Linked DNA regions of Homo sapiens: region 2 is linked to region 1. Evidence: read pairs that join two places in POLR2A ChIA-PET (ENCODE). Cell type or tissue: A673. All regions are shown on one strand. Each heading gives the region's core, and the rest is flanking DNA. Links, peaks and the distances in the headings are about the cores only.

Evidence for each region. ChIA-PET counts read pairs that join two places held together with the same protein. Peaks named below come from ENCODE experiments on the same cell type or tissue, not always from the same donor. Only the 100,000 strongest peaks of a DNase experiment are listed, where the experiment ranks them.
Region 2: POLR2A ChIA-PET joins it to region 1 with 12 read pairs; 1 of 35 experiments calls an interaction of 5 or more read pairs at or near these places.

The regions. Positions count from the first base shown.
Region 1 is chr9:87,518,992-87,535,561 of GRCh38, forward strand. The region is part of intron 2 of DAPK1 (death associated protein kinase 1); the gene reads left to right. It also overlaps the pseudogene RPS29P18. Among named protein-coding and RNA genes, the nearest start is that of DAPK1-IT1, 26 kb to the right of the region's middle. RefSeq lists an enhancer at 11,324-12,306. In A673, for the core only: no CTCF peak of the experiment used is centred there; DNase peaks (open chromatin) are centred at 6,780, 10,220, 11,037 and 12,910; H3K4me3 peaks cover 231 bases; H3K27ac peaks cover 5,631 bases.
Region 2 is chr9:88,151,651-88,168,220 of GRCh38, forward strand. No RefSeq gene overlaps it. Among named protein-coding and RNA genes, the nearest start is that of SPATA31C2, 21 kb to the left of the region's middle. In A673, for the core only: no CTCF peak of the experiment used is centred there; a DNase peak (open chromatin) is centred at 9,681; H3K27ac peaks cover 1,771 bases.

The sequences.
Region 1 (16,570 bases), core at 5,228-13,227:
GAACAGAGGATTTCGCAAGAGGTGCTCCTTGGCCAAGTCGAGTAAGTAACATCGGACTGATAGGAGGAAGAGCAGCTTAGCTTGGGGCCCTGTGCCCAGTCCTGCTTGTTTAGGCCTTTGTCCCTGTCTGCTTTCCTGGGGCTGGGGCTCTGGGCCCGGCCGATGCCCCTGGTCCCAACCCCAGCTTTATCACTGGGTTCAGCAAGGGGCCCTGGAGAGCAGGCAGCAATGGCAGGCACCTCCCGCATGCACCATTACCTTCATTCCTCTTCTCAGGTTTCCACAGTTGCCCCTATAAAAAGACTGCTGTTGGCCCATGCCAAGTACTCTGGAATAGACAGGAGTGGTATTTCCGCCCTCTTGGAGGGTTGGTGTTTACCAGTGTCCCCCTTCGCTGCAACCCAATGGCAATTGTATTGCCCCGGTGCTCCAGGAATCTGAGGATGATTGGTTGATTTCCTATGATTTCTGGGAGAGTAGTTTACCCAAACCTTTTATGAACCAAAGCCATACTCCCTGGGAGTGTCTGGCTGATCATGTCAGAGACATCTGCCTGGTGGATTGGGGCTGTCACGTGACCAGTGGCCCGCTCTGTCTGCTGCCCAGTACTGCCAATTGGGGAGTGTCCTTCTGCCTTTTTCTCTGCCCTATGTCTGGGACACAGGGATGGCAGCCAGGCCCAGGAGCACCCAGCATCCTCCAAGCAATGAGGTAGCACTGCTTCTGACTTTTCCTCAGGATCTGGTCTTTTTCCATGACAATGAGGTGGGGCCCAACCTTCTCGAAAGTGGCATTGTTTCTGCACAGTTGTAACTGCTCTCAGGGGTGTCAGTGAAGTAGGGGTGGGAGGGAAGCCATGGGATGCTGAGAGAATAGGGCCGAGAGGACATACCTGCTCTCCAGCTTGGCCTTTGATCCAGACACTAGGGACGAGGCTGTCACTGTGGGTGCCTTTGTTAGTGTTTGTGTGTTTGAGTAGTCTGAAATGCTGTGACTTTTTTTTGTTGTTGTTAATAAAGATAAGGAAACAAACAGAAAAAAGGAAATTGGAGCTTCCAAAAGGAAGAAGGAAGTCTTAATATAGAATTGACTTCTTCCCAGGTAAGTTTTAATTGCTTCTCATGCTTGTAGAAAGGTGTATCATGTGTTCTAATAGGTTAGGATTTAATTATGGCTTAAAATTAGTTCTATAGGAAGAGCTTGGAGTTGCACCTAGGGAGAAGAAGCAGAGGGTTCCAGAATTGTGTAAACGGATTGATGGAAAAATAGGCTTCTGGTGCTGAGGGTTCAGGAGCCTTGCCAGCATCACAACAAGGTGTGAATTAGCCTCCTCGCACTCTGGGAGGAAGTGGAGGAACTGCTGGGGTGTGAGGCTGTGAAAGGACCTTGGAGAGCCAAGTCCTCCCTGTTCAGACAGGGACAGGCACAGCTGGAGACAGCAGTTTTCAGCTCTGTGGAACTCTTGTTCTCTGGGTTGCACTTCTTCCTGTGATAATAAAGAGGTTGAAGACAGGAAGACAGGTGCTTGAAAGCCGGAAGACAAGGGGAAAGTTGTTTGAAGCAGGTGTTTAAAAATCCGCCACTTTGGGGGGATGAATTAGGATATCGGTAACAATTTTATAGCCTATATGGTTTCTTTTTGACCCTCGAAGATAGGTGGGAAGTGGTTTTCTATACTTCTTTTAAAAACTGGGAAACCAGAGCTTAAAGAAGTTAAGCTTGAGGCAGCAGAGTTCAATGCACTGGTGAATTGAAATGTTTGTGTGTGTATACATACATACCTGTGTGCGTACATACATAGGTATATATACATACTCAGTATAAATATACATGCACATATATCTATACATGTACTGATACAAAGGGTATATAATACAATTTACAACTAATAACAAACTATGTGCACTCTTTATTATAAATTCCATTCAGCCAATGTAGGCTCACAGAATGCTTTTATTGATTTTTACTGTGGCCAACCTATGACTGACAATGGTTTGACAGAGTTGCATTCCAATTCACTAGTTTTTTACCTAGTAAATTTATTACCATTAAATCTAATATGTGATCTACTGTTAGACTATTTCTCACCTTGTACAAATTATGTTCCTTAAGCTGAGCTTCATTTTGGCTTCAGCACTGCTGATTGCAATAGTGCTAGCTATGTTTTAAGCTTTTGGTGTTGTTGCAGGGGTTGAAGCATTGTTGGATTCTGTATCACCTAAGGGTGTCTGTGTTTAGCAACCAGGTCATGAAATTCCTGAAAAATGAACAGTTGTCTCTTGTGAGCCAGCACAGGCAGGCTGGAGCACATCACTAGCTCCATTGTCAAGGTCTGGAAAGGCAGGTGCTTGTCTGTCTTATTCAGTCTTTAGCCCCAGACCCAGGGAGGTGCTGAATGTATGATTAGAGATTCAGTGAATATTGGTGAGATGGATGAATGAGGTTTCAAAGCTGGGACCAGGAGCCAGTCCATGGGACTCCAGTTCTTATCCCATGAGGACAAGGTCCAGGGTGGGCATTGAAGAATCACAGGAAAGGAGGGGCACCAGAGACCGTCTCCACTGTCAGAACTCAGCTGCCATGTCCTGCCTTCCGCTAGGATGTCAGCACTGGGGCACTGTGGTACAAAGAAGAGGAGAAGGATGACATCTCATTTAGTGTACTTTTTTTCCAGCTTTATCCAATCTTTTGGCAATTTTATTCCCCATCATTTAGGAAAGAGAAGACCTTCTTATCTAGCAGTTTGATGACTTATGGTAGTTGCTTTGGTTTGAATATTTATCCCCTCAAAACTCATGTTCAAACTTAATCTCCAGTATGGCAGTGTTGAGAGGTGAGGCTTTTAAGAGGTGATTGGGAAGGCAGAGCCTTCATGAATGGATTAATTCATACGTGGGTTAGTGGATGAAAGGGCTAATGGATTAATGCGTTATCGTGGGAGTGCCACTGGTGGCTTTATAAGAGGAAGAGAGGCCCAAGCATATTTAGTGAGCATTTTCTTGCCCTCTTGCCATGCGATGCCCTCTGCCACGTTTTGATGCAGCAAGAAGATGCTCACCAGGTGCCAGCGCCATGCTCTTAGACTTCCCAGCCTCCAGGACCACGAGCTGAATAAATTGCTTTTATTTATAAATTGCCCATTCTGCAACAGAAAATGGACTAAGACAGTAGTCACCAACAATACTTAACTAGAATGGCCAGTTATGGAGAACAAGAGTTATATTTTTTTTCTCAGACAGGTCCCTTTACATCTTTTAAAATGAAATATGTAATACATTCACACAGTTCGAAAGTCAAAGACAGTATCTTGCCCTCCAGTGACTAGTTCCTTCTAGTGAGTCTTGAGATCATTCCATATATATTCTATGTGTATTTAAGACAATAAACATAAATTTTTTCATGTTTTTACTGAAATCGTAGCATGTTATACACATTGTTCTGCCTTTGGCTTTTTTGTTTTTTCACCTCATAGCATAACTTGAAAATCATTCCATTACTACATAGGAAGACATGCCTTTTTCTTCTCTATGATTTACTGTCATTTATTTAACCCTTTCTGTCTGTGAACTTCTAGGATTCTTTTCTAATTTTTCTATTATAAGCAATTCTGCAATGATTGCTGATGTACAAAATGTTGAAGCTATCTGTAGGTAAATTCCTAGAAGTGGAATTGCTGGATGAAAGAGAACATGCATCTGTCATTCTTGTATGTGTTACCAAGTTACTCTTCATAGACCGTAAGTCAGTTTTCAGCCCAACTACAAGAGAAAGCTGGCTGGCTTCTTTCGCTGTCTCACAGCTGCTTGATTCTTGCTACTTTGATAAGTGTAGTTTCATCAATTTTTAAGTATGAATAAGTGTAAGCATGTTTTCAAGTATGTTTAAGAACTATTTGTCTCTGCTTTGAACTTTCTATTCATACTCTTTGCCCATTTTTCTCTACGTTTGTAGACTTTTATTAATTTGTAGGAGCTCTTTATCTATTAAATAGCTTTATGTTCATGTTATGATTTGCACATCTTTTCTCTAGGTTGTCATTTGTCTTTTGGCATTGTTTCTGGTACTTTTCTCCCCATGATTTTTTTTTGTGTTGTGATAAAATGTGAAACTTGTCATTTTAACTATTTTTAAGTGCACATTCAGTGGCGTTAAGTCCATTCACATTGGTTGTGCAGCCATCACCACTATCCATCTCCAGAAGTCTTTCACCGTCCCAGACAGCTGTATTTTTTAAAATAGTCGGATTTATCAAATTCGTTTAATCTTTTATGGGTTTTGTATCACAGTTAGAAAGGCCCTTACCGCTCTGAGTTTATTTGTTTTGAGACAGGGTCTCATTCTGTTGCCCAGGCTGGAGTGCAGTGGCACAATCATGGCTCACTGCAGCCTCGACCTCCTGGGCTTAAAAGATCTTTCCACCTCAGCCTCCTGAGTAGCTGGGACCATAGACACGAGCCACAACACCCAACTGATTTTTTAAAAATTTATTGTAGAGAAGAGGTTTTGCCATGTTGCTGAGGCTGGTCTCAAACTCTTGGGCTCCAGCGATCTGCCTACCTTGACCTCCCAAAGTGTTGGGATTACAGATGTGAGCCACCGTGCCCAGCCCACTTTAAATTCATTTTTAAAATATTCTCTCATAATTTCTTCTAGTACTTTGATGGCTTATTATGTATGTTTAAGTCTGTGATTTGCCTGGAATTTATTTTCGTGTGAAGTGTGAAGTATGGCTCCAGGCGTAGTTTTTCCAGAGCCCCTCAGTTACCATTTGCTCATCAAAACATGGTTTGAGGGCTGGCTGGATTCAACCAGGGAGATTTCCTGCACTGTTGGTAGCTGTAGGGAATCAGCAAAGCTGCTGTTTCCAGGAGCTCTTGTGAGCTGGGGAGTGAAGAGCTTCAGAAATGAAGCTTGAGCTAGACTGATGAAATCCCACTCTAGGAAAATACAAGCCTTACGGTGTTTATGTTTGCTATATTCAGAATCACAGGCATGCTAGTGAGTGCACTGTCTAAACATGTTGAAAGATGGTCTGCAGTATCTCTACTCAGCGAGGTGGATGAAACAGGTACAGCCCATGAGAGGCAAGTTAGTGTCTTGGATAAGGCGTTCCTGGTGGATGAGCCATTTGTGCCCCGATAGAGGTTCTTACAGAGGAGGGGCTGGAGTCCACTGATGCTCTGGGCCTCTCCCTGGGGGAAGGGGTGCCTGTTTCTCTTGGCCCAAAGGCCCTGCACATTCCAGCATGCCCTGACCTTGGAACTGTTCCTCAGGTCTCTGGGCCCACTGCATCTCTCCTCCCACAGCTGGACCTGAGAGTCAGGGAGCACCTCTTGTATGCCAGCCATGCTGGGTCTGGGACCCCCTCACCCTCAGGGCCCTCAGGTGGTTCCCTCAGGCTGCAGCGGACATAGAGATCAGTTCTGTGTGTTCCCTAAGCTGACGTGGAAAGTTGGGAAGCACACGCTTGAGCCCTTGAACTTCCTCTTTCTCAGAGCCTAACAGTAGAGCCGGGGTGGGTTTCTTGCCAGAACCACCTCCTCGCAGAATCCCAGGAGACACCAGCCAGGTCCTTTCACACCCCAAACAGTGTGAATGCGCATGTTTACAGCAGCACAATTCGCAATTGCAAAAATGTGGAACCAATCCAAATGCCCATCAATCAAAAAGTGGATAAAGAAACTATGGTATATATACATGATAGAATACTACTCGGCCCTAAAAAGGAATGAATTAATGGCAATTGCAGTAAACCGATGAGATTGGAGACAATGATTCTAAGTGAAGTAACTCAAGAATGGAAAACTAAATATTGTATGTTCTCACTCATAAGAGGGAGCTAAGCTATGAGGATGCAAAGGCATAAGAATGACACAATAGACTTTGGGGACTTAGAGGGAAAGGGTGGGAAGGGGGTGAGAAATAAAAGACTACAAATGGGGTGCATTGTTTACTGCTCGGGTGATGGATGCACCAAAATTTCACAGATCCCCACTAAAGAACTTGCTCATGTAACTGAACACCACCTGTTCCCCAATAACCTATGGAGATAAAAAGATTAAAAACAGAAACAAAAACCGAACAGTGTGAACAGTGCACCCTGAGGTCTCCCTGGGGTCCCTTGTACCCCTCAGGAGCCTGTGGATGACCCTGTGCAAACAGTTGGGTGGAAGACTGTGTCTTCCTGTGTGTTTGGATGAGTACCAGAACTTTCTGCGTCTGTTTTTCACCCTACCCAATGCAGTGCTTACCTAAAAAATGCGTTGAATAGAGCTTCTTGCTTTTACCTCGTTGCACTCCTGAGAGCAAGATGGGTCACCAGCAGCTGTACTGGAGCCACCCGCGAAAATTCGGCCAGGGTTCTCGCTCTTGTTGCGTGTGTTCAAACAACCGGCACGGTCTGATCCGGAAATATGGCCTCAATATGTGCCGCCAGTGTTTCCGTCAGTACGCGAAGGATATCGGTTTCATTAAGTTGGACTAAATGATCTTCCTTCAAAGGATTATCCAAGGCATATACTCAATGAAAAACCATGATAGTTCTTTGTACATAAAATAAACATTTGAAAAAACAACAACAAAAAATGCGTTGAATAAACGAAGGCCAAAATGTCAGTTTCCAAAAAGAACCTGAGGCGGTTCTTTGGTCAGAGCAGCCCTGTTAGGGCTGAGGGCCTCGGTTCCACCTCCTCCATGTTTTCCTCTCTCTTCCCACTGTGAGCTCTCTCAGACCTGGCACTGTGGCCGCTCCCAGCTCCTCGCACCCAGCATGGGGCAGGTGCTGAATGTCTGAGGAGCTTAATTTCCCCTCCCTCTTGCCTTCTGCCTGGGGTGAGGGCTCAGTTGCTCTGAAGCTCATGACCAGGCTTAATAGTCAGTTGAGCTATAGGCCTGCAGATCGAGTATCCCTTTAAGTTTGTTTTTAAAATATTAAATTTACCAAGAAACAGTAAATATTTAAAATTTTTGTTGGGTTTTGCTCTTTTACTGATTTCTACTAGATTTTTTGGCTCCTTTTAAAGGTATAATTTATATGCTAGGAGTGGTGTCTCATGCCTGTAATCCTAGCACTTTGGGAGACTGAGGCAAGAGGATCGCTTACAGCCAGGAATTCAGCCCCAGCCTGGGCAATGTAGCAAGACCCTGTCTCTACAATTAAAAAAAAAAAAACAGAAGGAAAAAAGGTATAGTTTGTGTTCAGTAACATTCACACCTTTTAATATGCAATTCTGAGTTTTAACAAATGCATAGTCATGGAACTACTACTGCAATCAGGACGTATAATAGTTCATAATCCCCTAAATTTCCATGTGTGTATTAGAGTTAATGCTCCCCACCTCCCTTCATCTGGCAACCACTGTCAGTTTTCTGTTCTTGCAGTGTCTCCTTTTCAAGACAGACACAGAAATAGAATCATGGCATATATACCTTTTAAGTTTGGCTAGCATCACACATTTGTAATTCATCCACATTGCTGTCTACGTTAATAGTTCATCTCTTTTTTATTGCTGAGTTTTCTGTTGTATGAATATGCTACAGTCTGTTCACTCACCAACTGAATGACATTTGGATTTTTCCAATGCCTTCCTGGTATCTATTTCCCTCCATTAGTCTATGGGAAGCTTTCTAGAGAATCATTGTGATTCTAACCAGGTATATTTGGTATTTTTTTTGAGGGCAAAGGTTTTTGGGCAGCGTCCCCCAAGTCATCCTGTATAATTGTGTACTGAGTGGTCCTTTATGGTGATGAGATGGTAGTGGTGGTGTCGCCGTGCCCAAGTCTGATTGACAGCTAACCATTCAGCCATCCTTGGTTATTCTCTCCTCTCTCTGGTGAACAACATACCTTCTTTGATGTTGATGCCAATTAGACATGTTATAAGGACTTCTCTGAAAACTCAGAACCCAAACATAACCATCCCCATATGCTGTTTCTACTTCAAAAACAGTTGGAGGATTGTAAGACAGAATTTCTTCCCATTAGCAGTGGGGGCCAAGAAGGAAGGGGAAGAAAGAACCAGTTGCCCAGGGCCTTTGACTGTGAAAGAGGACACCTGAAGGTGAAGGACCCATGACATTGTTAATTGTGATTATTTAGCTGATGGAAACAAAATTCCATAAACATTCTGTAAGAGCAAAGCCTGGTGTAGAGATTCATTCTGTCTCTTTAGGTGTTGGTCTCCCAGTGACTGTAAAACCACCCAAGGGTGGCATTGAAGACACTTGCTTTTGCCCTTGACTTATGTGCTCTTGAGCATTGTACGTCCTTGGGCTAATCGCTTGCCTTCAGATCTTCTGCGCTAGGTTGAGGGGCTTGGAGGAGATGGGCCTCTTGGCTCTCTGACACTGAATCCTTCCTCTCAGGCCCAGTAGTCTTTGCGGCCTGTTGGGTCTGCAAGTCTAGAAACAGCAACTCCATGCCACGGGAACGTTTCTGCTTCCATTGTTACTCACCGGCCTTACACGGATGACCATGCGCTGTACAGGGAATGCCAGGGCTGGCCAAGCTGGCTCCAGCAGAGCACAAAATAGAGCTTGCTCCTGCTGAGGTGAGGTCCGTTCCTGGAATTAGATGCTCTCTGCATCTAGGTCTATCAGGAAGGTGAGCTGGCAAAAGATCCCTAAAGCCTTTAAACATCACTTAAATAGGTGTGTGTGCAAAATTGTCTTCCATTAACAAATATGTCAAAACACAAGCCTAATGTTTTCTTTGGACAGTTTCCAAACACTGAGCTTCTTTCTGAACTGTTACTGGCCGGATTATTGGGACTATTCCCAGGTGTTTATTTCACATCCTCCTCTTTTTGCAAGTGACATTTAAAATACTTCTTCGAAGCACACACATTAAGCCAGGAGAAAAATCCTAGGATGGGAAGCAATCTTATGGCTGAGACCTTGTCTGCGAACAATTGTTTGCTGACCAAAATGCCGAAGTCATTAATCCTCCTTTCTACTGACTTTGAAATGGAAAATTAAATTTCAGAAACCTTTTGATTGCACACATGCATCCCACAATGTTTCATACACCAATACATATATAGGTAGTTTGAATTCTGTGCACCAAGCCACTTGCACTGACACTGATACTAATGTACTGTGAGAGAGCAGCATACTTTAAACACTTGCCGATGTGAATCAGACTTGAGAGAACTTGAGCGTGCGTAAGCACCTTGATGTCTTATCCATTTGGAAGCTTATTGTTACAGTGCGTTTTCTTTTCTTTCTTTCTTTTTTTTTTTTTTTGAGACAAAATTTCTCTCTTGTTGCCCAGGCTGGAGTGCAATGGTGATGTCTCAGCTCACTGCAACCTCCACCTCCTGGGTTCAAGCGATTCTCCTGCCTCAGCCTTCCGAGTAGCTGGGATTACAGGTGTGCATCACCACTCCCAGCTAATTGTTGTATTTTTAGTAGAGATGGGGTTTCGCCACGTTGGCCAGGCTGGTCTCGAGCTCCTGACCTCAGGTGATCCACCCGCCTCGGCCTCCCAAAGTGCTGGGATTACAGGCGTGAGCCACCACGCCCGGCCTACCATGCACCTTTTCTAATCCCTCTTCCTGGAATGCTCTTGCTCCAGAGAGCCACAAAGCTAACTTTCATCTCCTGCAGCGTTTGTTCAGATGTCACTTTCTCAGTGAAGCCAAACTGACCTTCCTATAAAAATCACCTCCGACTCCTGAGCTCAGGCCTGGGCAACATGGTGGAACCCCATGTCTACTAAAAATACAAAAAAACTAGCCGGGTGTGGCGGTGTGCACCTGTACTCCCAGCTACTCGGGAGGCTGAGGCAGGAGAATTTCTTGAACCCAGGAGGCGGAGGTTGCAGTGAACCGAGATCGCGCCACTGCACTCCAGCCTGGGTGACAGAGCAAGACTCCATCTCAAAAAAAAAAAAAAAAAAAATCACCTCCAACCTCACACCATACCCCATTTTCTGCCGCACTATATACCCTGGTATATGACCTTCCAGGGACATTCAACTGGTAAGGGAAGAATGCTTCAAGGGAGCCATGTGTATGACTCCAGTAAACACACTGTGTGTGCTCACCTCCCAGGTGCTGGCAGGCTACTAAGCATGCAGACAGCCACCCCATGGGAAGAATCAGGGGAGAAGGGGCACAAGACCCCAGAAGTCTGACAACATGTAAAACCCCAAGTCAAAATGTTAAACCGCGTACTTGATCTCTCAAGTCGCCTCCTGGGCCCTCTTCCAAGTGTACTTTACTTCCTTTCATTTCTGCTCTAGCGCTTTTCAATAAGCTTTCACTCCTGCTCTAAAACTTGCCTCAGTCTCTTCTGCCTTAGGCCCCCTTGGTCGAATTCTTTCTTTTGAGGAGAAAAGAATTGAGGTTGCTGCAGACCCATACAGATTCGCTTCCAGTAACACTAGTACCTAGTAGTTTCTAAGGTATTTCTAACGTGATCTTACTAATTTATCTTTTAAATTAAAAATTAAGGGTATCATTTATTCTGTGACTCTTTGAGGAGATTTGGTGTCTGTTTTATCCTGAGCATCTACAACAGTGCCTGACACATAGTAGATGCTCAGTAAAAAGTTATGGAGTGTATACCACATGCTCTGGGGGATATATGGCACAGTCTTTGGATTATCAGTTTGTGTTTATTTCTTGGCTGCAAAGGTGGAGGGAAGGCCCAGGTTGCACAGGAGGGGACAGAGCTTTAACAGTACGTGGAATGCAGTGGACGTGCCTTTATCTGCAAGGACCCTTGACTGCATTGAGGCTGCCTGGAGCAAAGAAGCCACCAGACCCAAGGGGCTCAGGCTAGGCTGGGAGAATGCCAGGAGGCGAGTCCCTGTCACCTGCCCCTAGAACAGGTCAGACCTGTTCTGTTGTTCTGTGGTCATCTGCTCTAAATTTCCTCCTACTCACCTCTGGGCCTTTAAATTTGGGATTCATAAGAATGCTTGGTGCAGAGGAGGAGCTGATGCCTCCCTAACTTCCCTAATGCCGCCCGCCCAAGCTTCTCAGAACCCCTGCTTCCTCATTAAGATAATGAGAACTTCCTTAGATATCTGTGCAGACGAAATGAGAGAATGTGCCTAAGTCCTCAACGCAGTCCTGTTTTTATTATTTAGGCTTTCCCCCTCTGGGATTTGGAATGGAAAAAGCACAGCCTAATCTTGCCCCTCTCTTTTCCCCAGTGAGAACTTATATGGTTCCCATTATGTTCTATTGTTATTATTCCACTATTTTCCAGAATGTGAGGAATAAGCTGACCCTGAGCCTGCCACTTTGATTTGGTCGTCAGAAGTCCTGGGGAAGCAGTTGAGAGATCTTGTAACTTTTAGTATTAATCTCAAAGACACTGCCTAACCAACACAGGCTGTATTACCAGTTCCTACATCTAGCCCTCTGTAGGGTAGCTTGATTTTAAATGTGCAAGTTAATTTCAAGTCTGTTTTGTAAGGGGAATTTATATTAAGCACATTAACAACCTCAGTGTCTCCAAGGGTCAAATCTTATGTCTACTTTCCTTAACCCGTTTTGAAATTGGAAGAGGAAGTTAATATGCAGTCCCATGCACTCCCTTTTAGATTTAATAATGGATGAAAAGTTCTTTTATCCACTGTACTTCTTCAGAAATTTCAGAATAATTTCTTTCTGTTTGAAGAATATGAAGTTAGTTCTTTAAAAAGAGAGACATGCTATTTAATTTTTAAACCCCACCATCTAGGGAATTCTGACATTATGGGACAGACTGAGCCGATTTCCCTTTGTGACATTGGGGTTTCATGTGCTGGAGCCACATGAGGGATGCACAGAGGGGAGCCTTCTTGTCGCAGGTGGGAACAAACATCCAAAGAAACCCCCAAGGGCCCCTTTGAAGGTCATCCTCACTGGAACAAAGGTAGTCACTGGGGCCAGACCAGTGACCTCTCCATATTCATGCAGGTCTCTTCTTCAAAGATTTTAAGTAACTTCCTTTCCCAGGGGGATGGAGCAGCTGTGAGCCGAGCATTAGCGCCAGGCCTTTTAAAAACAGACCAGTGAATTCAGGAAATGCTTACCCTTTGGATAGTCAAGTGGAAGCATGGATATATTTTAAAGTATCTATCTAATTCCTTCTCTGGAGTGAGAAGGGGTTAGGGGGAGAGATCTAGGTCAAAAATATTATTTAAGGATAAAATGCTCTGATCATTGCATTGTTGCACGCAGTGGGCTCAGCAAGCTTTTCGTTTCCACTGCAGTGTGGGTCATAGCTTGTGCGTGAGTCCCCTCTGACTAGAGGGCTGGTCTATCCATACCCGATGTTCACTGCCAGTAGCTGGCTGGAGTTCATTACTGGTGCCACCAGCCTCAGGCCTGGTCGTTCAAAGAAGAAACAATATTTGAAAATGGACGTGATTTTTCCCTTGGGGCTTTCCTGTGTTTTCTTCATAGAGTATACTTTGTAATTTGGGGAACCAGAATAAATAGAAAGAAGAATAGTTAGGACAGTGAGTCCATCTGAAGCCTTTGTAGGTGGTGAAGGGAGAAGTTGGGGGTAAGAGGGCATTCACTGCACAGCAAAGACTGGCGTGTCTCAGACTGGTGCAAACCTGTGCTGCAATATTGACCTGAGGATGAGTAGAAAAAGGCAGAGGAGCTGTCACTTCAGTGTAATGTTGAGAAAAAACAGTCCTCTCCCCAGTGTAGGGCATTGAACTGTCACAACCAGAATTATGCCCAGGATTTCATACAGGTGCTGTCTATTGTACATAGCTTAAAAAGCTGGTTGCCTGAAAGTTCAATTATTGTGTCTTATTGTTTCCTGTGAACATAAAGGAATGTCCACAGAATATTAGAGAATATTGGAATGCAGGAAGAGAGGCAAGTCTGAGAGGTGGGGATGAGTTCAGAGAAATCCCCAGGGGCCTCCTTATTGTGCAGTAGTTTTCCCTCCATGTGCCCCCTGGGCTGATATTAATGTGTTCTAGGAAATGCTTAATGCTTATGGGCCTGACTCTTGGTTTTGCCTTTTAAGAGGCATCATCATTACTAACAAACACGTTCCTGAACAGGCCTTAGTGCTAAGCTAGGCTCGATCTCTTCTTTCTGGCCAAATTGGGATTAATGCCACTCTTTGATTTCCTCATGTTGGCAATCACACAGTGCCATGATTAACTGGTGCCACACATTGCCAAGGCCCTATGGTTTACTTCAAGGGTCAGTAAACTGTAACTCCAAGGCCAAATCTGGCCCACTGTGTTTTTATAGAGTCCTTCTGCTAAGAATTGTTTTTACATTTTTAAATGATTGGAAAAGATTTTTAAAAAGAACAGTATTTTGTGCCACATGAAAATGATATGAGATTCAGATTTTAGTATTCATAAATAAAGTTTTACTGGAACACACCCATGCCCATTTGTTTGGTCTCTGGTTGCTTTTGCACAGCAATGGCAGAGTTGAGTCATGGTGACAGAGACCATGTGGCCCTCAAACCTGAGAATATTTATCCTCTAACCTTTTGCAGAAAGTTTGCTGACCCCTGGTTTATATCATTAGGGTAGGCATGTTGTGCCTTTATCCTATGTTTTTTAAGAAAATTCTAAAATCTAAAATGTATTCATTTCATGTATATTATAATGTGAAATTCTTATTTTGATAGCATTTTTATACCCCCTATGCAAAACTGAAAATGCTAGACAATGAAAGAAATGTGTAAACTGTTGAATACAAGGAGCCAGGCATTCATAATAGAGCCAGCTGATGCTTTGAGAGAAGAAAAAACCTCATGTCTCCTCTTCTCACCTCTCCCTCTTTTCTTCCAACATTTTATTACGAAAATTTTTAAATATACAGAGAAGTTGGTAGAACTGTACAGGGAACGCCAATTTGCCCTCCACCCAGAGTCTGTAATTACTAACATTTTGCCACATTTCCTTTATCGCCTCTCTGTACAATCATCTGTCCATCTCAGTTTTTATGTATTTCAGAATAAGTTACAGATGTTAGTACATTTCAACAATAGGTTACTTTTATTTCCACTGTTAATTAGGCTTAGTCTGAAGGGTGTGGAATATTTTCATTTCCTGAATGGAATAAAAGGTGGGAGTTAAAAGCAGATGGGAACAAGCAGAATGATATAATGTAATTAAGGCCTGGCTTAAAAAAATATGTGTGCCTGTGTATGCACACACACACATTGTAAATTTTGTGTACATGCACATAAAATATATATACACATGCGTGTGTGTGGATATGTATGCATATCTATATGTAAAAATAAAAGAATGAAATTGTCCATAAAGTAATGCAGGCTTTGAGAAACTGTTGGGAGAACTACATTTACCAGTGCTTAGGCACCAGACCAGTATTGTGAAAGTAAAGATGCTGAAGTCTTTGACACCTTTAACTTTTGCAACACATTTATGTTCTCTCAGACCGCATCCAGGGGCAGGAGAAGGAGTGTTCATGTGTTCACAGGCAGCATCAGCCAGGTGCACAGGTCCAAGACCTCAGGCCAACTCAGGCTGGAAGGCACCTGCTCCTGTGGGGTGCTAGCCACCACTGGGGAGCAGAGATGAGCAGAGAAGGCTCCTGGAGCTTTGAAAGACGTAGGCAACCTGCTACCTGAAGGACCAGTGAGGAACCTTTTGACAGTCAAAGAAATTTTTTATGATAGGAACAATTTCTAATTGGTCCATGTGTGCACTCCTTTTCTTTTCCTGCTCTGCCCTGCCCTTTTTGAGATGGAGTCTCACTCTGTCACCCAGGCTGGAGTGCAGTGGCGTGATCTGGGCTCACTGCAACCTCCGCCTCTCTGGCTTAAGCGATTCTCCTGCCTCAGCCTTCCGAATATCTGGGATTACAGGCATATGCCTCCATGCCCGGCTAATTTTTGTATTTTGAGTTGAGACGGGGTTTCGCCATGTTGGCCAGGCTGGTCTCAAACCCCTGACCTCAGGTGATCCGCCCACCATGGCCTCCCAGAGTGCTAGGATTACAGGTGTGAGCCACTGCACCTGGCCGAGTCCACTCATTTTCTAACAGCAGTTCTCAGGTTCCTGTCCTTTAGGCCCATTTAGTTATACATTTGCATAATGCTTTGCAATTTTAAAAACACTTTTCTTAGACTGTGATCCTGTGGGAATTATTATTCCAATTTCTTGCGATTTTTTTTTTTTTAATTTTGCAAGCTGCCATGAATTCTTAGGAAAAAATGCATGGTAAACATTAGGCATACTTTTCAATATATGTGCAATGTGCGATATGCCACACATATGGCCAAAATGCAGTTGGCTCATTTTGACAGTTTTTTTTTTTGTTTTTTTTTTTAACGCTGCCATGCTGTTCCAATTGGTTTGGCTTGACAGTTTTGAAATTGACAATTTCTGCCTCTCCCAATCATTGCTCTCAAGGGCAGGGGTACCACACTGGACATTTCATTGGATCTTCGAAGGCCCTACATACAATGCTGATTCCCAGGCAGATACTTCATAGATGTTTACTTTCCATTGAGTTTATTTTGAGTTATTAGTAGGATGCCTTAGTTGGGATTCCATTTCCAACCTGAGGATCAGCAAAAATCATTTTATGCATCTGCAGTGTTCTTGTTAGGTAAGCACTGTTGGGACAGGTAGAGTGAATGGTTTAAATGCTTTCCTGTTAGATACCCTTATTTTTAAAGTGTGAGGTGTCCTTTCTTGATTTCTTTTCTTTTTTTTTTTTGATACGGAGTCTCGCTCTGTCACCCAGACTGGAGTGTAGTGGCGCGATCTGGGCTCACTGCAACCTCCGCCTCCCAGGTTCAAGCAATTCTCCTGCCTCAGCCTCCCAAGTAGCTGTGATTATAGGCACGTGCCACCACGCCTGGCTAACTTTTGTATTTTTAGTAGAGATGGGGTTTTGCCATGTTGGCCAGGCTGGTCTCGAACTCCTGACCTCAGGTGATCTGCCTGCCTCGGCCTCCTAAAGTGCTGGGATTACAGGGATGAGCCACCCCGTCCGATTCTTGATTTATTTTCTGTAATTGATTTGATGTGTGCAAATGTGTTTATCAATAGGAAGAGCACTTTCTGGAAGGCATTATTCAGAAGATTAAAGGAGAAATCCTCACCATCAGTTCTTAGTTTCTTGAAGCCCGTGGTGGAAATGGATACACAGATGACACAGAGACCATCCATTTTTCTGTTTTCTGTGTGTTTCTAGCCCCAGGCAAATCCTGCCAAGCTCTGTCTATTTTAATGGCCCCTGTTTCTGGTGTCACCTCTGGCTTGAGAACTGCATTTCCATTAGCCCCCCTTTCGTTCTCTTTAAGGATGGGGGGATTACTGTTCTCCAGGCATCATCAAGCAGAAAATCAGCACAGAGATGCTTATGAGCATGCTCTATCACACTAGTGTTTTTTAGATTTATTTTAGTGTTTAATTCTAGTATTTTATGGGAAACTAGTCTGTCTTTTGATATTGAATTACATAAAAATTATAAGCCCTGCTAAGCTTTGAGTGTGATTAAAAAACAGCTGAACATTTGAAACTTGGTCTGTATGGGATCCTAATTTGGGGTTCTCATGTGTGAAGGTCTCCTTTGATATCAAATATATAATGTTCCTTTAATGTAATACTGTC
Region 2 (16,570 bases), core at 5,290-13,289, 630 kb after region 1:
CACTCTCCATCTCTATAATGTCGCTATTACAAGATTATTTATAAATGGAATCATACTGTATGTGACCTTTGAGACTGGCTTTTTTCATTCTGCATAGTTCCCTTGAGATGTATCCAAGTTGTTGCCATAGCAGTAGTTGATTGCTTTTTCTTTTCTTTTTCTTTTTTTTTTTTTTTTTTTTGAGATGGAGTCTCACTCTGTTGCCCAGGCAGGAGTGCAGTGGTGTGATCTTGGCTCACTGCAACCTATGCCTTCCGGGTTCAAGCGATTCTCCTGCCTCAGCCTCCTGAGTAGCTGGTACTACAGGTGCGCATCACCATACCTGGCTAATTTTTGTATTTTTTAGTAGAGACGGGGTTTTACCATGTCGGCCAGGCTGGTCTCGAACTCCTAACCTCATGATCCACCTGCTTCAGCCTCCCAAAGTGCTGGGGTTACAGGCGTGAGCCACCGCACCAGGCCCTGAATTCCTTTTTATTGGTGAGTAATAGTCCGTGGTGTGGAAGTTCCCACACTTTGTTTAACCATTCATCCACTGAAGGACATCAGGATTATTTCCAGTTTTGGGTTACTGCAAATAAAGCTGCTATAAACCTGTGTGTATGTATTTTGTTGTGGACATAGGCTTTCACTTCTCTGGGATACAGGACCAGTGGTGAAATTACTGATCATATCTTATGTGCATTTCTTAGTTTGAAAAGAAACTATCGAGCTATGTTCCAGAGTGGCTGGTACCGTTTTACATTTATATTAATATGAGAGATCCAGTTTCTCTGCAATCTCCCCAGCATTTGGTGGATCATTGCTTTTTAAAGCTGTCCTAATAGGTGTCTGGTGATATGTCAGCATGGTCTTAATTTGCCTAAAGGAGAGTGATAAACATCTTTTCATGTGCTTATTTGCCAGACACATAGGCCGTTGGAAAAATGTTTATTCATTGCCTTTTGCTCAATTTCTTTATTTTCTCTTTCTCTTTCTTTCTCTTTCTCTTTTCTCTCTCTTTTTTCTCTCTCTCTCTCCCTTTCTTCCTCTTTCTTTCATTCTCTCCTTCTTTCCTTCCTTCCTTCCTTCCTCCCTCCCTCCCTTCCTTCTTTCCTTCTTCCTTTTCTTTCTTTTCTTTCATCTCACTGTGTCACTTAGGCTGAAGTGCAGTGGCAGGGCTCACTGCAGCTTTGACCTCCCAGGCTTAACTGATCCTCCCACCTCAGCCTCCTGAGTAGCTGGGACCACAGGTGTGTGCCTCCATGCCCCGCTGATTAATTTTTTTTTTTTTTTCTGTGGAGACGGCATCTCACTATGTTGCCCAGGCTGGTCTCAAACTCCTGGGCTCAAGTGATTCTCCCTCCTCAGCCTCCCAAAGCTCTGGGATTATAGATGTGAGCCACAGCACCCAGTCTTGCCCATTTTCTAATTGCATTGTTTCTTTTTTATGCTTTTGCAGAGCAAAATTTTAAAATTTTGATGATGTTCCATTTATAATTTTCCCTTTTATGTATTGTGCTTTGGGGGCCAAGTCCAAGAATTCTTTACCTAACCCTAAATCCAGATGATTTCTCCTATTTATTTTTCCTAAAGGCTTTATAATTTTACCTTTCACATTTATGTCTGTGATCCATTTTCAGTGAATGTTTATATAAGATGTGAGGTTTGGGTCCATTCGTTTCCCCGTGGGTGTCCCATTGTTTCAGCATCATTTGTTGAAAGGTGATCCTTCCTCCATTTAATTATTTTTTGCACTTTATGAAAAATCACAATAGCAAAGACTTGGAACCAAGCCAAATGTCCAACAATGATAGACTGGATTAAGAAAATGTGGCACATATACACCATGGAATACTATGCAGCCATAAAAAATGATGAGTTCATGTCCTTTGTAGGGACATGGATGAAGCTGGAAACCATCATTCTCAGCAAACTATCGCAAGGACAAAAAACCAAACACCACTTGTTCTCACTCATAGGTGGGAATTGAACAATGAGAACACATGGACACAGGAAGGGGAACATCGCACACCAGGGCCTGTTGTGGGTTGGGGGTAGGGGAGAGGGATAGCATTAGGAGATATATCTAATTTTAAATGACGAGTTGATGGGTGCAGCACACCAACATGGCACATGTATACATACGTAACTCATCTGCACGTTGTGCACATGTACCCGAAAACTTAAAGTATAATAAAAATAAAAAAAAAAGAAAAGAAAAATCAGATGGGCATGGCTGTGTGGGTTTTGTATCCTGTTCTATTAATCTATGTGTCTATACCTTCACCAATATCACAGTCTTAACAGCTGTAGCTATAGTAAGTCTAAACATCAGGTAAAGTGATTTCTCCCACTCGATTTATTTATTTACTTATTTAGAGACAGAGTCTTGCTATGTTGCCTGGCTACGTTTGGACTGGGCTCAACTGATTCTCCCACCTCAGCCTCCTGAGTAGCTGGGACTCCAGGTATGCACCACTGCACCCAGCTCCATTTTCTAGTTCTTTTTCAAAATGTTTTAGCTGTTCTAGGTCCTTTGCCTTACCATACACATTTAGAATTTGCTTCTCTATGTCCTCCTGCCTCAGTATGAAAAACTGCTGAGGCCAGGCGCGGTGGCTCACGCTTGTAATCCCAGCACTTTGGGAGGCTGAGGCAGGCAGATCACTTGAGGTTAGGAGTTCAAGACCAGCTTGGCCTCCTGTCTCAGTATGAAAAACTGCTGAGGCCGGGCACAGTGGCTCAAGCCTGTAATCTCAGCACTTTGGGAGGCCAAGGCAGGCGGATCACTTGAGGTCAGGAGTTCGAGACCAGCCTGGCCAACATGGTGAAACCCCTGTCTCTAATAAAATTACGAAATTAGGCAGGTGTGGTGGCAGGCGCCTGTAATCCCAGCTACTCAGGAGGCAGAGGCATGAGAATTGCTTGAACCCGGGAGGCAGAGATTGCAGTGATCTGAGATTGCGCCATTGCACTCCAGCCTGGGCAATAGAGCAAGACTCCATCTCAAAAGAAAGAGAGAGAAAGAGAAGAAAGAAAGAAAGAAAGAAAGGAGGGAGGGAGGGAGAAAAAAAAGAAAAACTGCTGAGATTTTGAAAGGCATTTTGTTATATCCTCAAATGAGTTTGTGGAGAACTGACATATTTATTATGTTGAGTCTTCCAATCCATGAACACAGTATGTCTCTGCATTTAACTAGCTCTTCTTTTATTTTGTTTTTTTGTCAGCATTTTTGCAACATTCAGTATGTAGATTCTGTACATGTTCTTTTAGAATTATACCTATTTTCATTGGGGAGGGTACAATTGTAAAGAGCATTGTGTTTTTAATTTTAGTTTCCACATGTTTGTTGCTAGTATATAAAAATGTAGTTGATTTTTGTGTGTTGATCTTGTATTGTGCAAATGTGCTGAACTCTCTTGTTTAAGAGGTTTGTTGAGGAAAATTCTTCTAGATTCTATGTATAGATGATCAAGTCATCTGTCAATAGGGACAGTTTTATTTCTTTCTTTCCAGTCTGTATGCCTTTTAATTCTTTTTCTTGCCATGTTGTACTTGCTAGAACTTCCGGTATTACGTTGAATATGAGTAGTAAGTTTGGACATCTTTGCCTTGCTCCTGATCTTAGGGAAGGGCATTTGGTTCTTCACTATTAACTACGATGTTAGCTGTAATTCTTTGGGTGAACGCTTTTTGTCAAGTTCAGAAATTTCCTTTCTAGTATTAGTGTCTTGCAAATTTTCATCATGAGTGGATGGTGGATTTTGTCAGACTTTCTTGGTGTCAGCTGATATGCTCATAAAACCTTATGGTTTTTTAGCCTAGTGATATGTTGATTGATTTTTGAATATCGAGTCAACTTTGCATGCCTGAAATAAATCCTAAGTGATCATAACGTGTAATTCTTTTCATTGTTGGATTAAATTTGCCAGTATTTTGGTGATTTTTATGTCTAAGTTCATACAAGATATGGATCCTTCCTTCCTCCCTTCCTCCCTTCCTCCCTCCCTCCTTTTCTCCCTCCCTTCCTTCCCTTTCTCTCTTCCCTTGCTCTCTTTCTGTATTTCCTCTCTTCTTTCTTCTGTCTTTGTGTAATTTTGGTATCAGGGTAATACTTGCCTTACACAAAGAGTGGGGAAGGGCTTTCTCTTCTATTTTTCCGGAAGACAGTGTGTAAAATTGCTATTAATTCTTCTTTAAATGTTTGGTAGAATTCTCCAGTGAAACTCTCTGGGCCTGGAAACTTTCTCACAGGTGTTTCAGCTATAAATTAAATTACTTTAATGCTTATGTGACTGTTCAGGTGATCTATTTTATCTTGGTTGCATTTTGATAGTTTGTGCTTTTCAAGGAATTAGTCTGATTTTCTATATTCTTGAATTTATGGGCATAAACTTGTTCGTAGTAGTCCCTTACTTTCTCTTTAATGACTACAACAGATACGGTGATATTCCATTTTGTTCTGACATTGGAGATTCGTATATTCTCTCTACTGTTATCAACCTTCTTAGGGGTTTTTCAATTACCTATTATTTTTTGTTAATGATCCGGCTTTTGTTTCATTGATTTTCTCTATTGTTTTCCTGTATTAATTTCTTTGATTTTTGCTCTTATTATTTCCTCTCTTTCTGCTTGTTTGGATTTAATTTAGGTTTTCTTTTTCTACCTTGTTGAGGTAAGAACTTAAGATCACTAATTTGAGATCTTTTCTCTTTTAAACATAAGCAATTACTGCTTAAATTTCCTTCTCAGTACTGCCTTATCTGTATTCCACGAAATTTAACTCATGATATTTTCATTTTTCTTTCTTCTTCTCTGTATTTTAAATTTTTATTTGAAAGTTTTTATTGCCTCATGGATTATTTAGAATTGTGATGTTTAATATACAAGTTTGGGAATATTTTTATTGAATTTCTATTACCGATTTCTTAGTTGATATTCTGTGATCAGAGAACATACTCTAACTGTGAATGTATCTTTTTCTCTTTTCAGCTCTATCAGTTTTGCTTCAGTGTTTTGATGCTCTGCTGTTTGGTGCATGCACAGTTAGGTCTTCTTTGTGTATTAATCCTTTTATCATTAAGTGATGTTCCTTTGTCCCTAATGTTTTCCTGTGCTTGGAAGTCTACTTTATCTGATATTAATATAGCCATGGCTACTTTTTAAAAATGAAGGTTTGCATAATCATTTTACATGTTTTTTTAACCTACCTATGTCATTGCTTTTCAGCTGAGTTTCCTGTAGGCAACATACAGTTAGGTTGTGTTTTTTTTTAACCCACTGTTCCAATCTCTGTTTAGTGTATTTAGATCATTTCATTTGAAGTAATTATTAAAATGTTAGTGCTAAAGTCTTTATTTTACTATCTTTTTTTTTTCTGTTTGTTCTCTCTGTTTCTTATTTCTCTGTTTCTCTTTAACTTTTTTTTTTTTTTTCAGACAGAGTCTCACTCTGTCGCTTAGGCTGGAGTGCAGTGGCACTGTCTCAGCTCACTGCAACTTCTGCCCTGCCAGGTTCAAGTGATTCTTGCGTCTTGGCCTCCCGAGTAGCTGGATTATAGGCGCCCACCACCACACCTGGCTAATTTCTGTATTTTTTAAAATTAGAGACGGGATTTCACCATGTTGGCCAGGCTGGTCTGGAACTCCTGAGCTCAGGTGATCTGCCCCCCTTGCCTCCCAAAGAGCTGGGATTACAGGTGTAAGCCACCACACCCAGCCACGCCCAGCCAACATTTTCTTTATTTTAATGAGATATATAAATATGTATGTGATTTTTTAGTATACTGCTCTGGATAGTTTTCTTAGTGGTTTCTCTAGGCATTACAGTATTTATACATAAATTGTGACAGTCTACTGTCACACAAAGTGTTACCACTTCAGGTGAACTGTAGACACCTTACTCCTCCTTAGTTTCTTTTATCTTGCCCAGTTTTTAAGTTTAACTGTCTTAAGTATTTCCTCTACATACATTAAACACCCCATCAGATGGTGTTATATTTTTTGTTTCACCCATGAAATATGATTTAGAAACTCACAAGGAAGATCGTCTATTTACTCCTATTTTTGTCCATTCTGTTATTCTTTCCTTACTGATTTCCAAGTCTTCTTCTGTTGTCATTTCCTTTCTGTTTAGAGAATTTTCTTTAGCCATTCTTTAAGAGTCAGTCTGCTAGCCACACATTCTCTTATTTTACCTTCATCTGAATGTGTCTTTATTTCCTCCTCATTCCTGAAGGATACTTTCACCAAACATACAACTCACAATGAATAGTTTTTTCTTCCAGAACTTGAAAAATTGTTTCCACTTCCTTGTAGTATCATGGCTCCAGATGACTCTTTTCAGGATATTTTTTCTTTGCCTTTCATTTAATTATGATGTGTTTTGGCATGAGTTTTCTTGGGTTTATCTTATTTAGGGTTCACTTAGGTAATTTAATCTATAAGCTTAGTTCTTTTGCCATGTTTAGAAAGTCTTCACCAATTATTTCTTTCTCTCTCTCTCTGTTTCTTTTTTTTTTTTTTTTTTTTGAGATGGAGTCTCTCTCTATTACCAGGCTGGAGTGCAGTGGTGCAATCTCGGTTCACTGCAACCTCTGCCTCCCAAGCTCAAGCGATCCTCCTGACTCAGCCTCCCAAGTAGCTAGGACTACAGGCACATGCCACCACGCCCAGCTAATTTCTGTATTTTTAGTAGAGACAGGGTTATCACCATGTTGGCCAGGTAGGTCTTGAACTCCTGACCTCAGGTAATCTGCCTGCCTTGGCCTCCCAAACTGCTGGGATTACAGGCATGAGCCATTGTGCCTGGCCCATTATTTCTTTGCATACTTGTTCAGCCCTATTCTCTTTGTCTGCTTATGAATGTTAGATCTTTTGTTATAGTCTCACAGGTCCTGAAAACTCTGTTCTTTTTTTTTTTTTAAGTCTTTTTCTCTCTGTTGTTCAGATTGAGTAATTTTTATTGTTTTATCTTCAGGTTCATTGATTTCTTTCTTCTGTCATATTCATTCTGCCACTGCACCCATCCAATAAGTCTCTTTTTTTCAACTATTGTACTTTTCATTTCTATAGTTTTCATTTGGTTCCTTTTTACATCTTTTACTTCTTTAGCGAGACCTAATTTTTTTTTCATTTGCAAAGTATATTTGTAATTGCTCTTTTGAATGATTTTTGTAAGATGGCTACTTTAAAATTTTTGTGAGATAGTTCCAACCTTGATTCACCCTGGTATGGTGTCTGTTGATTGTTTCTTCTCATTCCATTTTCAATTTCCTGGTTCTTGGTATGACAAGTGAATTTTGATTGTATCCTAAACATTTGCACATTATGACTTTAGATTCTACTTAAATCTCCTTTCCTAGCAGTCAGTCACCCTGTTTAAGTTTAGTGCATAGGTCCTATTCCTGCTTTTGTGGGCTATGGTTCTTTTGTGTTTTGTTTGTTTGTTTTTGTTTTTGTTTTTTGTTTTTTTTTGAGACAGAGTTTCACTCTCATTGCCTAGGCTGGAGTGCAATGGCATGATCTTGGCTCACTGCAACTTCCACCTCCCAGGTTCAAGTTATTCTCCTGCCTCAGCCTCCCGAGTAGCTGGGATTACAGGCATGTGCCACCACACCTGGCTAATTTTGTATTTTTAGTAGAGACAGAGTTTCTCCATGTTGGTCAGGCTGGTCTCAAACTCCTGACCTCAGGTGATCTGCCCACCTCAGCCTCCCAAAGTGCTGGGATTACAGGCTTGAGGCACCACGCCCGGCCTGTGGTCTGTGGTTCTAATGACAGTAGAGTTTTCGAAACCTCCGCGGTGCTGTTCTTGCCCGTGTCCTTCCCTTGGTCCGAGCTGGTGGAGTGCACTTCCCCGGTACACTGGGTGTCGGTGGGAAATACCAGCACTTGCGACGAGAGCATTTTCCTCATTTGCTCTCAGCCACCTGGTGCCAGCTTTCATCGTCCGTGCAGGTGAAAGGGGATCTGGAGGCATCAGGTTCTGCAGGGCAGTGTGCCCCTTGCCTATTTTTCTCTGCGCTGCCAAAGGGACCTCTACCTGTCCCACTGTGGGAGGAAAGCCCCTGTCTGGGCTGCCTCTGCTCTGGGATGAGGGGACTGTGATTACATGGGCCTGTGTCACCTTCTACCACTGGGTGAAAGAGGTATGAACAGTAAAATTAAAAATATAAAGTCAAGATGTGTTTAGAAAATGAAATTTTCTTGTCTCTCTCTCTGCTAAGAGGAATCAATTTTATATTTTAGCTTCATTTTGGTTCTTTAGTCACTTTGAGTTTTAAAATGCTGTCTCCTTCAGAGAGCTTTTCTGCCAAACCTAATCACTTTCCCCCCATTCTTGATGCTCCTGAGGGAGTCTTCTCCCACTCTTGGTTCTTCTCCTCCTTCCTCCTGGTGTATGAAAGGGCCCATTGCTCATTAGCAGAGGGCAGGGAGGGCCTGTGGGCTCCTGCAATCAGGCACGTGTCTGTGGTCCCCTTCCTTAGCCTGAGATCTCCAGACTCAGCAGCATCCAATGCTGGCTCCTCTGTGTAGGTCACTGGGTGGCCCTGGGACTCCCTCGTTTCTCCTACAGGTTCCATCCTGCACAGAATTTCCCCAGCCCCAGCTCCCTCCAGCCCCTGCTCCTCTTTGCTTCTGTGTGTGACCTATTGTGGGCTGGCACATGGGCCATGTTCCCAGGCATTTTCTACCTCAGCCTCTAGTGCATATGATTACGGAAGTCTTTGCCCTGCCATGGGGACCTGCACAGATACCTTCCTTGCCAACTGGTATCCTCAGCTCTGCTGTTGCTCGTCTCTCTCCTGACTTTCTCCCATGCCCTGACAGAACTTTCTGCCGAATAACTCACATCCAAGAAGCAAACCCTAGCCACTCTTCCCATAATCTTGTGTCTCCCTAAACATTATTCTGCCTCCTTTGCAAACACCTCAGATTCACTTTATTTCCTTTCTACTCTTCCAAATTGTTCTTATATCTTCTCCCTCCCGTCTCTCTCCCTCCCTCCCTCAATGACTAGACATTGTCAGGTAAAGGTCAGGCCTGGTAGACCAGTTGGAGTCACTGCCACATTGCCTCAAAAGCTGCACCTGGGGCCTCCACCAGTACTGAGTGACCATCCTGCTCCCACAGCCTCTTCACTTTTCCATTTAAAAATGCTTTTCTTGCCACCTCCACTTCCTCCCTGTTGAGGAAAGATAGCCCTCCTGGGTCTCTCACACCACTGCCGGTTACTCTGATTTCCACAAATGCCAAACCCCGATCACGCTTTATCTGCGTCTTTTCTCAGGGCTGTTCGCAGCAGGCAACCTTGAGGGATGGGGTAATGTCTCTCTCTGGACAAAGAGGAGGCTTGTTTGCTGCTTGCTATTAAAGCGATGGATTTCTCATGTTCATATTCTTCTCGTACAACTTACTTTATGTGCCGGTGTCATCTGGATGCTCCAGACCAGCCCCATAGGAACGTGGGGGACAAGAAAAACGAACACAAACATGCAAATGCTAAAATGAAGCAGAAATTCGTAGTCATTTGGGTGAGGTTACAGGAATACTTTCCTTCCCCTGAACGATCCATTTTAACATTTTCCTATACAGTACCAGATGCTTAGGTAATTGCTTGCCCTCTCCCCTAATCCTTTTTGCTTTGACTTTGTATTTTTAGCCTAGAAGTCTCCCGCTGAGCAGAACAATATGGCACTAGGGAGATTAAAGCTTTGACGTGATAAATACTTGGGACTTGAGACCTTTTCTCGGAAGGTACATTATCGCCATTCAAATTGCCCAGGAAGTCTTGTGCAATGATACACATTTTAGCATCTCTTTCAATGCCTGCTCTTATGTCTGATAATATGAAGAAAGCTATACCTAACATAACAAGGTGCTTCCTCTTCTATCCCTGGCTCCTCCCAAGGGACATGAAGAGATGCTAGAAGAATACAAGGGGGTAAAGAACCTTGGATCTGAGTCAGAACAGAAAAAAAAACAACATGGAGAGGAAGAAACCCTGAAAACAAGCCTAAGGACCTCAGCACCCACTACAAAAAAAAAAAAGAGTCTGGAGAGGGGACTGGACTGCAGCTTTCTTAACACTAGGCCCCAAATAGCACAATCACTTCTGCTACTAAGTCACTACTGGCCACCTATCTGCATTGGCAGGGGGTGGGGGAGGTTGTGGGGGGGTAGGAATGTTGAGCTATGTGCCCAGGAAGCAGAGAAAATGGGGTTTTGTTGGACAGCTGGCAGGCTCTGCCATGGTGGAGGAGGAGATATCGGAATCAAGTCTTATTATTTTTCTCTTTCTGAGTCACTTGATCTTTTTTAGAAGATGCCCAAATTATCTTCTCTTTATTTTTGAAGTCTAATTGCTTTACCAGGGTATGGCTGAGTGATGACTTTTCTATATCATTTTCCTCCATAACATGGTGCACTTTTTAAATCTGCAGATTTGATTCTTCTCTCATTTCAAAAAAATTATTTTGAATCATCATCCTAAATACTTACATGTTACATTTGTTTAGTCCTCTTCTATAGGCACATAAATCCATTTTTTTAAACAAATACACTTATAAGATTTACTGTTATCACAAGGTCACATTCCTGTAGAATATAGAAATATGTGTAGCTTTCAGTTTACTGTCTGCATTTTTTGTTTTTAAAGAGAAGAGGTCTTGCTCTGTCACCCAGCCTGGAGAGCAGTAGTGTGATCATAGCTCGCTACAGTCTCTTAACTCCTGGGCTCAAGCAGTCCTCCCATCTCAGCCTCCTGAGTAGCTGGAACTATAGGGGCATAACACCATGCTCAGCTAATATTTTTTAATTAAAAAAAAAATTTGTAGAGATGAAGTCTCATTTTGTTGCCCAGGCTGGTCTCAAGCTCCTGGCTTCAAGCAATTCTTCTGCCTTGACCTCCCAAGGTGCTGGGATTACAGGTGTGACACAATACACCAAGCCAAGTCTGTGTTTTTCAAATTGCAGCCTGCAACTCATGATGGGGTCATGAAATCTATTTAGTGGATTGTAATCTGCTGGATTGGTTTCCTACTGTTGCATAACAAATTATGACAAAGTGAGCAGCTTATAACAACACATATTTATCATCTCACAGTTTCTGTAGGTCAGGAATCTGCAAACAGCTTTGCTGGGTCTTTTGTTCAGGGTTTCATAGGGCTGCAATCAAGATGCCATCTGGGCTCCATTCTTATCTGGAGGCTCAACTGGGGAAGAATCCACTTCTAAGCTCATTCAGGCCTTTGACAGAATTTATTTCCTTGTGGCTGTATAGCTGAGGACTCCTGCCTTTTGTTGGTTGTTGGTGGGAGCCCACCCTTGGTCCTAGAGGCTGCCCACAGTTGCTGGAGGCCATCCATAGCTCCTTACCACATGGGCTTCCTCAACGTGGCACTCCATTTACTGAGCCAGCAAGGATGCTCTCTTACTCCAGTCTGATGACATAATATAGTCCTGGGAGTGGCACATGATCACCTTTGTCATGTCCTATTAACCCATAGGAGCATAAGTCACAGGTCCTGCCCAGAGTTGAGGGGAGGGGAGTATCCAAAGGTGTCAACACCAGCAGGTACAGTTCACTGGGGATCATCTTAGGGTCTTATCACCACATCTATATTTAGAAAATCGAATAGGATTATATAGAAGATACCAGAATGTATCACATGTAATAGGAGTATGTACTTCTAAATAAAAATTGTATTTAGTAATGTAAATTGTGTGTGTGTGTGTGTGTGTGTGTGTGTGATGAAAATGTATTTCTTACCAATGGTCTAGAGCAAAACAGTCTGAAAGCCCCTGACCTGGGAGGTTTTCTTGCAAACACTGAAGATAAGACTGCTTTTGAATTGTACATGCCCTGGTGCTGCCTGGCTTGCTGTCTCTGTTGAGTGTGCTTTCATGGCAACCAAGACGCGAACATTCTCCAGCCTGCTCTACTGTATTTCTGCTGGTAGTTGCAGTAGCCATCACAGTTCTTGAATTCTCAAAAGACTTAAATCAATGTCATATTACTTCCTCTAAAGTTTTCTCACCAGCTCCTCCCGTGATCTCCCATGCCATGCTGGATCTGCACACTGTAGGGAGTGCCTTCTCACTTGTGCCTTTTCCCTGCTCCCCAGCTGTGTACAAGGTCTGGTCCTGTTGTGTGCTCAGGTTTACGAGTTTCCCCTGCCCTTGGCAGCCCTGCTTCGAGCATATTGAAGTTGGGCATTAGAGATGTTCTCTTATTAACACCAAGATTGCCATTTCTGTTCTTAGTCTCCTTGTCATTTTCTTATGGTTTAAGAGAAAAGAGGGGTCTGAGAAGTCCTTACTTTGCCATATTTAAGTCCTGCTCACCTGAGGCAGCTCTGAGGCTTTGAAACAGGCCCCACTATCCTCCCACTGCCTCTGAAGCCTCCCTGAGGCCACTCCCACAGGCAGTGAGGCCTGTATATGCCACATCCTCAATGTCTTCCCTGCCTTCTTGGATGGTGGCCACTTCAGGATAGGGAGCTCAGCTGGGAATGGGCACAACCTTGACTGCCCTACCAAGACTCCTATTTCTTCTGCAATTTGGCTACATTTTGTGTCAGAGATGTTTATTGCTGTGGGATTGAGCCCATGGGTTTTGGACTCAGTTTCCTGTGGCCTGCCACGGGGCGCCTTCGTTTCCACCTGAGTTGGCCTTTATGGCTCAGTCCCTCCAGGGCTGGGGCTGACATTTCACCTCCTTCCTGAGATCTATCCTCCTCCTCCCCCTCCACCATCTCTCCTACTTTTGGAGATTTTTGTTTGTTTTGTTTTTGAGACAGGGTCTTGCTCTGTCACCCAGGTGACAGTGCAGTGGTGTGATCATAGCTCACTGCAGCCTCGACCTCCTGGCCTTAAGCAATCTTCCTGCCTCAGCCTCCCAAGTAGCTGGGACTACAGGCGTGTGTCACCACACCTGGCTAATTTTTTAATTTTTTGTAGAGATGGGGGTCTCACTGTGTTGCCCAGGCTGATCTCAAACTCCTAGGCTCAAGTGATCTTCTAGCCTCAGCCTTCCAAAGTGTTGAGATTACAGATGTGATTTTTGTTCTCATTTTTCTTCCCTTCTGTTAGGTTTCTATCTATTCAGGAGAATTATTAGATCTTTGTGATTTTAATAATTTTGCCTTTATTTTCCCCCCACCTTGAAGAAACGAAAGTGGTGAGTTCAGAAGATCCCAATTACCTCTCCCTATACCTGTCCCTGCAGTCAGAGTGAAGGGTGTCTCCTTTCTAAGGTTTTCTTTGTATCTTCCCTCGTCTCCCTCCCTTTCTCAATAACGTGTGTTGGCAAGAATCAATGTCATTACTTCCTCTAAAGTTTTAAATATCAGTGAAAATTCTCAAGATTTTGTTCACCCACTTCTTTCCCCTTATTTGGGGGAGTGTTCTGAGGCTAGATACTTCTGCAAACCAAGTCAGGCTGTTCTGCTTCTTTCTTTCTGTGAGCACCACTCTGCAGAGGTCATGGCCATAAAGTCTCCTTTCTCATCATTGGCTGAGGAATGAGAGCTCATGTGTGTGCACATGCGTGTGTGTGCTTCTTGTTTCTTTTCTCTGTTGTTCATTTTGTCAGATGTTGTAGAGATAACCCTACAACCATCTCTCAGCCTTCTTTTTCTGGAAGTTGTAGATGTGATTTTCTAGATTATATATATATATATATTTATATATATTTTTATATATTTATATATATATAATATATATATTGTTTTGAGACAGAGTTTCACTCTTGTCACCCAGGCTGGAGTGCAAAGGCACGATCTGGGCTCACTGCAACCTCCGACTCCTGGGTTCAAGTGATTATCCTGCCTCAACCTCCTGAGTAGCTGGGATTACAGGCACACGCCACCATGCCCAGCTAATTTTTGTATTTTTAGTAGAGATGAGGTTTCACCATGTTGGCCAGGCTGGTCTTGAACTCCTGACCTCAGGTGATCCACCTGCCTCGGCCTCCCAAAGTACTGGGATTACAGGCATAAGCCACCACACCCAGCCAATAGTATAATATTTTTAAGGAGTTATTTTCTTTTCTAAAAGTGCCACAGTCCCATCCTTGCCTGTGGAAGTGTCTCAGCACACCACCACATGCATAACCTAAAACTAGCTATGCCCTGGAAGACTCTCTCTTTCATGCCCAAGTTGAAAACAGTGCAACACTAGGTGTGATGCAGTCTTTCTTGATTTCTTCTCCTTTGGCTGTCTCTCCCATCATCTGTGCTTCAGCGCTTACCATTTTCCTAAAAGGAAAGTGGAAAAGCTCAGTTATGCAAATAAATGCAGCACAGACTGATGCTACAGTCAAATTCAGTTAGCATTACTTCAGGGGAACAAAATCAGTTTTAGGTAACAAACAAACAAAACTTCCAGGAAGAGAATGAGCTAGTTAACAAACAAGCAAATAAATTGTTTGTGGCACAATAACTTTAATCTTGTGAGCACCTGCCTCCACATTTTGCTGTCCAAATAAAGTCAGATTTGATTTGCTTCTTGAGGTGACCTAGCTGTTCATTTTAAACATCTCAATGTAGTGGCCATCAGGAACAGCTGCAGCTTTGCTGGTGGGTCTTAGCAAGAAAGGGCCTTAATGCTCACAAACCCACCATTTCAAGAAAGAAAAAGATAAAACACAAACAAAACCACAGCTGTAAGAGAGCTACATTTGTGGAATGATAAGGAAACAGCTTTTCTGGAACTTAGCCACTGCAGGACTCTGAGGGATGAGGTGAACAAGCTGAACAGGAATCCAATGTTTTCCCGGGTGACAAGTGTGTGAGGTTGCTATAGGCAAGGAGATTGCATGAGTTCCAATGATTAAGCTAAGCTTTCATTTCGATTTGTGCAAAATGAGTAAAAATTAATAAGCACAGGGTGTTCTCATGAAGCTGACGTTGAAACATAAAAGTAGGTGTGCTGCATACTTCACACCACAGCAAACCCTCCCTTTTTGAGTTATTAGGTTTTGGGGACATGGGGTGATGCTCTGAGACACTCAGTGATTGCTTTCAGAAACCAGATTCTAATGAGTATTTTTACTAGTATCAAGTCATTATTCATTCTGCAAATATTTTTGCCATATAATAAATAAGTCACTGTTCAAGTGATAGATAACTATGCAGATGACAGGACACCATATGGTGGTTACAAAACAGAATTTAAAATCTTAAAGGACAAAACACTCATATTCATTTGCAGCAATTAATTAGGGGACGGATGGAGACCATCTGCTGTGACTCACTAGTCCCCCAAGGACACATACACAATGGTAAGTTTCACATTGGTTTATCTTGGTTCCCATAGTCCAAGCAGGAAAATTATACTTTCCATAGTTTTCTGATTCCCTAGTAAGGTTACAGCAATGTTTTCACTACTCTTCTGTGTGGTCATTCAGTAACTTAGGCTTCTTTTGGAATGTAGATCCACCCATCCCTAGGGTTTACTTTTCTCTGGTATCCAGGTGGCAGAGGAGAAACAGTCTGGAGAGGGAGGCCTGGCGTGGTGGCTCACGCCTGTAATCCCAGCACTTTGGGAGGCCGAGGTGGGCAGATCACCTGAGGCCAGGAGGCCAGTTACCAGCCTGGCCAACATGATGAAACCCCACCTCTACTAAAAATACAAAAGTAGCTGGGCGTGGTGGTGCACGCCTGTAATCCCAGCTACTCGGGAGACTGAAGCATGAGAATCGCTTGAACCCAGGAGGTGGAGGTTGCGGTGAGCCAAGATCACGCCATTGCACTCCAGCCTGGGCAACAAGAGCAAAACGCCATCTCAAAAAAAAAAAAAAAGAAGGAAATTCTGACACATGCTACCACAACATGGATGAAACCTGAGGACATTATGTTCAATGAAATAAGCCAGTTACAAAAAGATAAATACTGTATGATTCCACTTACGTGCGGTACCAAGATTAGCCAAATTCATAGAGATAGAAAGTAGAATGGTGATTGCCAAGGGCTGGGAGAAGAGGGAATGGGGAGTTATTGTTTAATGGGTACAGAGTTTCAGATTCGCAAGATGAAAAGAGTTCCGATGACTGATGAATGTACTTTACACTACTGAACTGTATGCTTAAAAATGGTTAAGGTGGGGCTGGGCGAGGTAGCTCATGCCTGTAATTCCAGCACTTTGGGAGACCGAGTTGGGCGGATCACCTGAGGTCACGAGTTTGAGACCAGCCTGGCCAACATATCAAAAAATAAAAAAATTAGCCAGGCATGGTGGTGGGCGCCTATAATGCCAGCTACTCAGGAGGCTGAGGCAGGAGAATCGCTTGAACCCAGGAGGCAGAGGTTGCAGTGAGTCGAGATTGTGCCACTGCATTCCAGCCTGGACAACAGAGTAAGACTCTGTCTCAAAAAAAAAAAAAAAGTTAAAGTGGTAAAATTTATGTTATGTATGTTTTACCACAATTTAAAAATTTTTTAAATCTCAGATGGAATCACAAAGCAAAACCTAATGTATATGTAATATGTAAAAGACAGATCTAAAATAAACTAACTGAAACACTAAAATAAAAGATGGGGCTGGACATGGTGGCTATGCTTGTAATCCCAGCACTTTGGGAGGCT